Linked DNA regions of Homo sapiens: region 1 is linked to region 2. Evidence: read pairs that join two places in POLR2A ChIA-PET (ENCODE). Cell type or tissue: GM12878. All regions are shown on one strand. Each heading gives the region's core, and the rest is flanking DNA. Links, peaks and the distances in the headings are about the cores only.

What was found. ChIA-PET counts read pairs that join two places held together with the same protein. Peaks named below come from ENCODE experiments on the same cell type or tissue, not always from the same donor. Only the 100,000 strongest peaks of a DNase experiment are listed, where the experiment ranks them.
Region 1: POLR2A ChIA-PET joins it to region 2 with 7 read pairs; 5 of 35 experiments call an interaction of 5 or more read pairs at or near these places.

What each region holds. Positions count from the first base shown.
Region 1 is chr4:83,194,984-83,200,366 of GRCh38, forward strand. LOC124900167 (a long non-coding RNA gene) reads right to left here. Exons shown (of 5, transcript XR_007058167.1): 2 at 1,889-1,970. Among named protein-coding and RNA genes, the nearest start is that of PLAC8, 83 kb to the left of the region's middle. RefSeq lists an enhancer at 2,737-2,856. In GM12878, for the core only: no CTCF peak of the experiment used is centred there; no DNase peak of the experiment used is centred there; H3K27ac peaks cover 593 bases.
Region 2 is chr4:83,071,733-83,077,115 of GRCh38, forward strand. COPS4 (COP9 signalosome subunit 4) reads left to right here. Exons shown (of 10, transcript NM_016129.3): 10 at 3,565-4,086. The coding sequence ends at 3,698. Among named protein-coding and RNA genes, the nearest start is that of COPS4, 39 kb to the left of the region's middle. In GM12878, for the core only: a CTCF peak has its summit at 2,465 (motif pointing right); a DNase peak (open chromatin) is centred at 2,529; H3K27ac peaks cover 604 bases.

The DNA.
Region 1 (5,383 bases), core at 94-5,093, 120 kb after region 2:
GACCCCCTTAGAGTTGTAAGCCCTTAGAAAGGACAGGAATTGCTCACTCGGGGAGCTCGGTTTTTGGAGACGTGAGTCCTCGGATGCTCCCAGCTGAATAAAGCCCTTTCGTTCCACAACTTGGTGTCTGAGGGGTTCTTGTCTGTGGCCGGTTCTGCTACATCACCATCTCCTGGTTACCCCTCTCCTCCAGGGTGGGATAGCTCATCTGTCTCCTTCCCCAGCTGAACACCAGCCCTTTGAAGGAGAGGGATGGGGCTTTGCCATTGTCACAACTTTAGAGTTAATGTGGTAGGAGTTATTAAGAAATTATTTTAGGCAGATAGAGATGAAAAGGGGTCCTTGGGAAGTTTTTGTTTTTAAAGTCAGAAACATTTCTTGTCTAGCTGGAAAGCCAGGCCAGCAACCTTTGATATGCAAATGGAGGCCATTAGAATCTGGGTCCACCCAAACATGGCCATTCCCGCCCTCTTCTCCTTGCTCTTGCCCGAACATGTGCCTGGCAACATGGCGGCCCCCATATATCCCCATGTGTGTAGAACATCAGGGTTCCCTGCATTTGCATGTTAAAAGGCTAGGGTGGAAGGGCCAGTTTCTTCTGGGCTACATGAATGACATGCCTGGTGAAACCAATCCCCTGAGCCCTATGCAAATCAGACACCACCTCCTCCAGCCTCTACATACACCTGGCTGGTTTCCACCCCACTTGGGGTCTCCTCTTTCGGCTTTGGAGCCCCCCCCCCCCTCTGTCTCTGTACGTGGGAGCTTCTTCCTTCCACCTTCTTCCTTTCTTTTCTTCCTTTCTTGCCTGTTAAACTCTCTGCTCCTTAAAACCACTCCACGGGTGTCTGGTTGTTTTATCTAATTCAACGTGAGACAAGAGCTCTGGTGTTCCCCCACTCATCGGAGTCATATCATTTAGGCCAAACCAAAGGCATAAGAGAAACTTAGGATTCCATGGGATGACATTTAAAATGCCTTCAGAGGCTGGATGCGGTGGCTCACGCCTGTAATCCCAGCACTTCGGGAGGCTGAGGCAAGCAGATCACGAGGTCAGGAGATTGAGACCATCCTGGCTAACACAATGAAACGCTGCCTCTACTAAAAATACAAAAAATTAGCCCTGCGCGGTGGCCAGCGCCTGTAGTCTCAGTTATTCCGGAGGCTGAGGCAGGAGAATGGCGTGAACCCGGTAGGCGGAGCTTGCAGTAAGCCAAGATCGTGCCACTGCACTCCAGCCTGGCCGACTGAGCGAGACTCCGTCTCAAAAAAAAAAAAAAAAAAAAAAAAAAAAAGCCTTCAAAGGCTGAGCTTGGTAGCTCAAGCCTGTAATCCTAGCACTTTGGAAAGCTAAGGCGAGAGCATTGCTTGAGGCCAACAGTTCAAGACCAACGTGGTGAGACCCTGTATCTACAAAAAAAATTGTTTAAATTAGCCAGGTGTAGTGGTGCGTGCCTGTGGTCCCAGCTACTCAGGAGGCTGAGGCAGGAGGATTACTTGAGCTTAGGAGGTCAATGCTGCAGTGAGGTGAGATTGTGCTATCGCACTCCAGTGTGGGCAACAGAGTGACTCTGTCTCAAAAATAAATAAATAAATAAACAAATAAAATAAAATAAAATAAAATAAAATGCCTTTAGAACTGTGGTCTAAGCCAGCCACACAAAATAGGAAAAGAATATAAAAATCATTCAGAGACAAACCAAAGTCTATTAAATGGAGACGGATCCAGAGTTTGGGGATTTCACCCATTTGTTCCAATCACGCAGCTTAAAAGGGACCCACCAGATCATCAGTGACAGGGATAAAATCAGCTCTTCAGGTTCAAAGTCTCAGATTCTTTTTTTCATTAATTCAACAAATATATATTGAACACCTACTATATACACACCTGAAGCCTATGTGAGGCTCTAGGGATACAATGGCAACAAGGAGGTTTCCTGCTCTCAAGATGCCCATTTGATTCCATTCCACTAAAGGAGAAAGACACAAGACAGATATATTTGAATACAAACAAACCTGCAGTAAGCACACAAGTGAAACAAATAGTTGCATGTTGTTCTAAAGGCTTCAAAGGAAGCCATCAACAGGCTGAGATTCTGAATAAGTTGGTGGAAGGAAGTGGGGCCTATGTCAGGTGGGATGGGCAGAAAAGGCCCCTGAAGCTGAGCGAGACCCAAAGGAAGAACAGGTGCTGGCTGTGTGGGGAGAAGCCTCTGGGTCTAGGGCCACCATCCCAGCGTGAGCTCAGCAGATTTGAGGAACAAACAATAAACATTCTAGTGGACATTGTAAGGAGCCCAGGAATGGGGGTAGAAATATTTTTACAGGGCCATTCAGGAAAGACTCAGTAGACAGCTAGATTTTTAAGGAGTCAGATTGGTAGACTAGATTGTGTGTGTGTGTGTGTGTGTGTGTGTGTGTGTGTGTGTGTGTGTGTGTGTGTCTGTGAATTAATGCTGGGAAAATCTCCAGGCCATTGGCATGGCCCTAACCTGGCTAGTGTGACTCCTTTCTCTGCAAACAGGCTCAGCAAGCTTTGGGCAGAGAATAGGTAGATTTAGTGGTTGACGACAGACTCCCTGAGAAAAACGGGAGAGGACAGATGTGTGTGTGTGACTCCTGACAATGATTAGACTGCTTTAGGGTCATTGCTGTCTTCGGAAAAGACTGAGTAGGCCAATGCCATGTAGGGCGTTGACTGGAGCAAGTTCAGTAGGCATTGCCTTTATAGGTATCAGCCATTCAGCAAACATTTGTCTAGACAGTATGGCACTGTGGCGTTAAATGCGGCCTCTGGAGTTGGTATCACCACTCACTGTGTGACCTTGAACTAGCTATTCACTGTTTCTGGGCTTTAGATTTCTCATGGGGTTGTTGTCAGGGTTAAAAAGTTCACAAGTCATAGCACAGTCTATAAGAATTTAACAGGTACTCAACAAATATTCATTCTCCTACCCTCTCTCCTGCCCCTCCCTTCGAATTAGAGGAGTGAAAAAAGGAACCAGGGTGAAAAGAAATTGAGGAAGTAGAATGTGCCGACTTGCCACACCTGCTGTGCACAGTAAGGAAGAGGGAAGAAGACGGTTCCCGCACTTCTGGCCTGACACACCAGCCAACAGTTGTATCAATCAGGACTCTTTCTAATGCAAGTCACAGAGTATTAAGCAATAAGGAAGTTTCTTGGCTTATGTAGCTGAAAAATCCTAAGTGCAGCCAATTTTGATATGCTTGGTCACAACGAAAGCTTTAACAACAACAACAACATAATTTATAGGTCATATTCTCAAATCAAAAACTGAAAAATTTCACATACATGATAAAAATGACCTAAAAAACTTTATGTATTTAGAAATTAAAGAGCAAACTCTTAGATAAGTCTTGGATCAAAAAGGAAGTAAAAGAGGACTCGCAAAGTATCTAGAAACCAATGAAAAGGAAATTACTTTCTATTGCACCAGACAGGACCCTGAGAATGGTACTCAGAGAATATTTGGAGTTCTCAAATGCCTTGCAACTGAAAAATAAAGCCAAAAAATAAAGGAACTAACTATTCCTCTCAAAAATTTAGAAAGAGGCTGGGCGCAGTGGCTCATGCCTGTAATCCCAGCACTTTGGGAGTCCGAGTCGGACAGATCATAAGGTCAGGAGATCGAGACCATCCTGGCTAACACGGTGAAACCCCGTATCTACTAAAAAAAATACAAAAAAAAAAAAAATTAGCTGGGCATGGTGGCGGGTGCCTGTAGTCCCAGCTACTCAGGAGGCTAAGGCAGGAGAATGGCGTGAACCCAGTAGGTGGAGCTTGTAGTGAGCCAAGATCGTGCCACTGCACTCCAACCTGGGTGACAGAGTGAGACTCTGTCTCAAAAAAAAAAAAAAAAAAAATTTAGAAACAGAAATCAGGAAATTGACATTGACAAAAGTCAAATTTAGAATTAATGATTTAGAAAAAAGAAAGAATAAAGAACAGTAGGAGGGAAAATATGTGAAATCTACTGAAAATAACTCCAAATGTTTATTGGATAGACTAATAAAATAAACAGCTTACAAGTTTGAAGAGGGAAAAAAGAAAAAAAGAGATTAGGAAGCTGAAGTCGATTAAAAGATTCAAGAGAGTCACCACAGCCAATGCTATGACAGTGAATATGAAAAGCTATAGGAAACGTATGATTTTTTTTTGCAAAATACAGACTATTTAAATTCATCCAAGAAGAGAGGAAAAATGTGAATGGACAAATTATTACATGAATGGACCAATTATTACAGAAGTAATGGTAAAGTGCTTGGACGTTTACTATTGAAAAGACCTTAGGGCCAGATGGCCTTAGAGTTGAGTTTGTTTTTCCTTTTTTAACTGATATATAATAGTTGTACATTTTTTGGTTTTAAAATTGATATATAATAGTTGTACATATGTAGCTGAGTTTCAGCTAAGCTCTAAAGTTCTGATAATTTACCTCTAAAGGTCTGATAATTCCAATGTTAAGTGATTTTTTTTTAAGAGACAGGGTCTGGCTATGTTGCCTAGGCTGGAGTGCGGTGGCTATTCACAGGCATGATCACTGCACGCTACAGTCTCAAACTCTGACCTCAACTGTTCTTCCTGTCTCAGCCTTCCAAGTAGCTGGGACTAAAGGCATGAGCCACTGCACCCGGCCCAATGTTAAATTATTTAAACCCTTGCTACTCAAAGTGTGTCCGAGGACTGTAGTATTAATACCACCTAGATGCTGATTAGGAATGCAGGTTTAGCTACTCCAAGCCATATAAAAATCTTTTAAATTCACATTTTGAAGCCAATACAATTTTAATATCAAAACATAAGAAAGAAAAAAGGATAGAGTAATATTTGTTAATTACAATTATAATTATAGACTAATTTCACTTATGATTTAGAAATACAAATTATAAATAAAATATTAGCTTATATAGGTCTTCATTATATCAAGAGTAAAATACAATGAACAGCAAGGTTTATTCCACAACTGCAAGAGTGGTTCAATATCCAAATCCCAGTAACCTAATCCATTACACTGATAAACTACAGAAGAAAAACATCAGCAGCTGTTCAAATGATAATTGATAAAATTCAGCAGCCATTCCTAATAAAAATTCTAAGTAGGCATGAAAAAATTTAAACTGACAAAAACTACCAGAAACCAATAGCAAATATTATCTTATATAGAGACACTACTGAAAGCATTTTAGTCAAGAAACAGATAGATACCTGCACCATCATTATTATTTAATATTATTTTAGATATTTTAGCAAATGCAAGAAGAAAAAAAGTTAACTAGTAAGTATAAATATCAGAAAAGAAAAAATAAAAACATGTCTTTTGATATGGTTGCATATTTAGAAAACTCAAGATAATTAAGAAGG
Region 2 (5,383 bases), core at 273-5,272:
ATGGGAGTCTTGCTCTGTTGCCAGACTGGAGTGCAGTGGCGCAATCTCGGCTCACTGCAACCTCCACCTCTTGGGTTCAAGGGATTCCCCTGCCTCAGCCTCCTGAATAGCTGGGACTACAGGCACACGCCACCATACCCAGCTAATTTTTTGTATTTTAATAGAGACGGGGTTTCACCATGTTGGCCAGGATGGTCTTGATCTCATGACCTCGTGATCCGCCCGCCTCGGCCTCCCAAAGTGCTGGGATTACAGACGTGAGCTACCGCTCCTGGCTGCCTGGCTGATAATTTTAACTTTATCTGTAATATGTGTCACAAATATTTTTTTCCATTCTGTCAGGTTTTCTTTTTCTTTTTCTTTTTGAGATGGAGTTTCTTTCGCTCTTGTTGCCCAGGCTGGAGTGCGATGGCTCAATCTCGGTTGACCACAACCTCCACCTCCTGGGTCCAAGCGATTCTCCTGCCTCAGCCTCCCAAGTAGCTGGGACTACAGGCACGCACCACCACGCTCATGCACCACCATGCCCGGCTAATTTTGTATTTTTAGTAGAGACAGGGTTTCTCTATATTGGTCAGCCTGGTCTTGAACTCCCAACCTCAGGTGATCAGCCTGCCTCAGCCTCCCAAAGTGCTGGGATTACAGGCATGAGCCACTGCACTGCACCCGGCCGAATTCTGTCAGGTTTTCTTCTGGAAGACAATACATAACATAAACACATTTTTAAATTTTTTTGCACTCAAATAGGTCAATGTTTTATTTTATGGCTTTTGAATTTCCTGTATTGATTAGGAAAGACTCTTCTACCTTGGAATAAAACTAGTGTTTTCCTAAATTTTTCTAATATTATTTTACATTTAGGAATTTAATCCATCTACAGTTCATTTTTGTGGATAATTTTAGGTTATGGTCTAGTTGTTTTTTTCTAGGTGAATAGCCAATTATCCAAGTATCATTTATTAAATAAAACATCCTTTCTGATTAAATTGTGATCTTTGACATATCTGATTAGGTTCCACATATATGTTTGCATCTATTTCTGTACTCTGGTTCCACTGATCTGCAATAATATGGTAATAAACAAATTTATAATAAATTTTAGTATTGGTAAAGCAACTCCTGCTTCCCACTCCTTTTTTTTTGTTAAATTGAAATTCACATGGGCTGGGCACAGTGGCTTATGATTGTGACCCCAATGCTTTGGGAGGTTGAGGTGGAAGAATTGCTTGAGCTCAAGAGTTCAAGTCTAGCCTAGGCAACATAACGAGACCCCATTTCTACAGGATAAAAGAAAAAAAGAAGGAAATTCACCTAACAGAACAGTAGCCATTTTAAAGTAAACAATTCAATGGCCTGTAGTATATTTACAATGTTGTACAACCTCTATCTCTGTCTAGTTTCACGACATTTTCATCTTTCCAAAGGAAGCCCTTGCCCTTTAAGCAGTTACTCTCCATTCCTTCCTTCCCCCAGCTTCTGGCAACCACCAATCCATCTTCTGTCTCTGGATTTACCTAGTCTGGATAGTTCATATAAATGGAATCATACAATATGTGACATGTGACCTTTTGGCTGATTCCACTCAGCATAGTATCTTTAGGGTTCATCCATGTCATGGCAGGTAATCAGTGCTTCATTCATTTTTATAGCCGAATAGCATTTCATTGGATGTATATACCTCAATTCCACCACTGGTTTTCATTTTCAGAATTATCTTGGCCATTCTCAAACACCAATTTTTTTATGTTAACTTTAATAATTTTGGCCTGGTTAGAAAGCAAAATAGAAAAAAAAAGGGGGATTGTCTTTGGGATTTCTTTAAATTTATTTATTAAAGGAGAAGGATTGATATTTTTATGTTATTGTATATTTCCACCTGGGAATGTGATTTGTGTCTACTCAAGTTATCTTTTGCCCTTTATTAAGATTTTATAGGTTGCGGCTGGGCGTAGTGGCTCACGCCTGTAATCCCAGCACTTTGGGAGGCTGAGGCGGGCGGATCACGAGGTCAAGAGATTGAGACCATCCTGGCCAACCAACATGGTGAAACCCCGTCTCTACTAAAAATACAAAAATTAGCTGGGCGTAGTGGTGCATGCCTGTAGTCCCAGCTACTTGGGAGGCTGAAGCAGGAGAATCCCTTGAACCTGGGAGGTGGAGGTTGCAGTGAGCTGATATCGCGCCACTGCACTCCAGCCCAGATGACAGAGTGAGACTCCGTCTCAAAAAAAAAAAAAGATTTTATAGGTTGCTTTTTCACTAAATATGTGCCCTTTTTTGTAAATTTTGGTACTGTTTTGAATGGGACATTCCTCTCAATTTTTTATTTCTAACTATATAGTGTTGGTAAGAGAAAACCCTGGTGGATTCAAGATGACTTTTTTTGAGGGATTTAAATGGTATGATATTTATCCTTCAGTCAAGTACAGATTTGAATGTGTAAACAGACTTGCTTTCCCCAGTAGGTGGCAGTGTCTTAGGAATCTGCAAGCCTTGGTGATGAAAAGACAGCCTCAGTCTTTTTTTGTTGTGGTTGAGGTTGTTGGGTTAGTCGGTTTTATTTCGTTTTCACTAGTAGTAGTAATAACATGCATCTGTATGTATTTGTTTTATACCTTGTGCCAGTAATTTGGGTACTTTTGAAATGCTAGAAATTTAAAAAAAGAAAAAACACTTTTCTTAACTGCTGTTTAAATAGCTTAGTTTTATTAGCCAAGATTTTTTAGAGGTTTTTTTTTTTTTTTTTGGAGATGGAGTTTCACTCTTGTCGCCCAGGCTGGAGTGCAGTGGTACGATCTTGGCTCACTGCAACCTCTACCTCCTGGGTTCAAGTGATTCTCCTGTCTCAGCCTCCCGAGTAGCTGGTATTACAGGCGCCCGCCACCACGCCCGGCTAATTTTTGTATTTTTACTTTTCTTTTTTTTTTTTTAATTCTTTAATCTTTGTATTTTTAGTAGAGACACGGTTTTGCCATGTTGGCCGGGCTGGTCTCAAACTCCTGACCTCAGGTGATCTGCCTGCCTCGGCCTCCCAAAATGCTGGGGTTACAGGCGTGAGCCACCATGCCTGGCCTGAGTTTTAGACTTTTAAAAGCTAATAGAAGTATTGGCTGGACGCGGTGGCTCATGCCTGTAATCCCAGCACTTTGGCAGGCCAAGGCGGGTGGATCATGAGGTCAGGAGTTCAAGACCAGCCTGGCCAAGGTGGTGAAACCCCATCTCTACTAGAAATACAGAAATTAGTCACGGTGGCAGGTGCCTGTAATCTCAGCTGCTTGGGAGGCTGAGTCAGGAGAATCGCTTGAACTCAGGAGGTGGAGGTTGCAGTGAGCCGAGATCCTGCCACTGCAGTCTAGCCTGAGTGACAGAGCAAGACTCCATCTCAAAAAAGAAAAGTATTTATTGTTTTTATTTTTTTTGAATAGCTTTTTTCTGTTTTTTAGGTATTTAAAAGGAACATGCCTCTTCCAAGAATAGGCATGTAAAAAGTATATATCTTTTAACTCACAGTTGCTGTGAATACAAAGGAATAATTTTAATTTTGTACATTTTTTTTCCCCTTAGCACGAGAAGCCCTGCCAACGTGGGATAAGCAGATCCAATCACTTTGTTTCCAAGTGAATAACCTTTTGGAGAAAATTAGTCAAACAGCACCAGAATGGACAGCACAAGCCATGGAAGCCCAGATGGCTCAGTGAATCCTTGCAGAACTTCTGTGCACATGACATCTTTTTCCATGTTGTGCAGATCAGTTTCACTATCTCCAAAGCATTTGCATCATGACCTTATACATTTCAATCCCTTTTATGCTGGATTCCGTTTAAAGAAGACATTATTAGAGCAGGAAGTACAAGCATTTAAAATATGTAGTTCCCATATATTTCAGGGTCTCTGTGTATTAAGCTAACTCAGATGTTTTGAAAGCTTTTTCTTTAAACAGAGGTGAAATATCTGTGGCTAAAAAGTTTGAGATTTGTGATAACTTTGTAGTCATGTAAAACTTAAGTGCTTCATGCCTCTCCAAATGTGGTTATTCTAATAAATGGAGAAATGAGCCAAATAAAAGTAGTACTTTGTTTTTAGTTAGCGAAGAGTATTTTGTTCCCTTTTCCTTCGGTTCAGCAGACATTGATTTATGCCCTATGCTAGAAATACAAAGATGAGTCATAATGCCTGTTCTCCAGGCATCCAAAGAGTCAAAGAGCCAAGAGACAGTAAGTTTAATACTTGTATTTGCTCCAGCTACTAGAGCACACAGAGAGTAGCTCTTCAGTTAGGAGAGAGAAGTCAGGGAAGGCCTCCACAGAGGGTTATTTTAGCTGAGCTTTATAGAAAAACATGGGGAAAGGACTTGAAAAAGTATGTAGGTGACTTTTAGTATCAGCTCCAACATGTAAAGAGCTTGGAAGTCATCACATCCCTCCTCACAGCAAAAACAAACAAAAAACTGTACAGATTGGAATATCAATGGCTTTTCTTAGATCCATGGAAGAATTAAAGTCATAGGACAAACCACCACTCAAAACCCTGGAGAGACAGGCAAATACAGAGAATCACAATTGGGATCAGCTTACTGGGAGAAGAGGCTGCTGGTCAGTGACTGCTAGGAACACTAAAATGGTAATTATTTAGATATTTTCTTAAATGGTAAAAATAAATATATATAAAAAAGTAAAATGGTAACAATGACAGCTACAGTAAACCTCAAATACAGCCCAGCTCCTATCCAAATTAATATAAAGCCTCATATTAAAAGCCTAGTTACTGGCTGGGTGCGGTGGCTCATGCCTGTAATCCCAGCACTTTGAGAGGCTGAGGTGGGCGGATCACTGACACCAGGAGTTCAAAACCAGCCTGGGCAACATGGCAAAACCCCGTCTCTACTAAAAACAGAAAAATTAGCCAGGTGTGGTGGTGCACGCCTGTAATCCAGCTATTTGGGAGGCTGAGGCAGGAGAATCACTTGAACCTGGGAGGCAGAGGTTGCAGTGAGCCGAGATTGTGCCACTGCATTCCAGTCATGGACACAGAGCAAGACTGTCTCAAAAAAAAAAAAAAAAAAGCCTCATTACCTATTACTTGATGCATCATGTGTGGCTTTCAACCAAAAAATTATAAAGCATGCTAAAAGGTTAGAAAAAACACAATCTGAAGAGCTATACCAGCAACTGAACCAGACTAAGATATGGCAGGAGTGCTGGAATGATCAGACCAGGAAATTAAAACAACTATGATTAACATGCTGAGGACTCTAATGGAAAAAAATAGACAAGTTCAAGAACAGATCGGTAATATAAGCAGAGAGATGGGAACTCTAAAGATTTGAAATGCTAGAAATAAAGAAAAAAACACTCTCACAGAAATGAATGCCTTTGATGGGCTT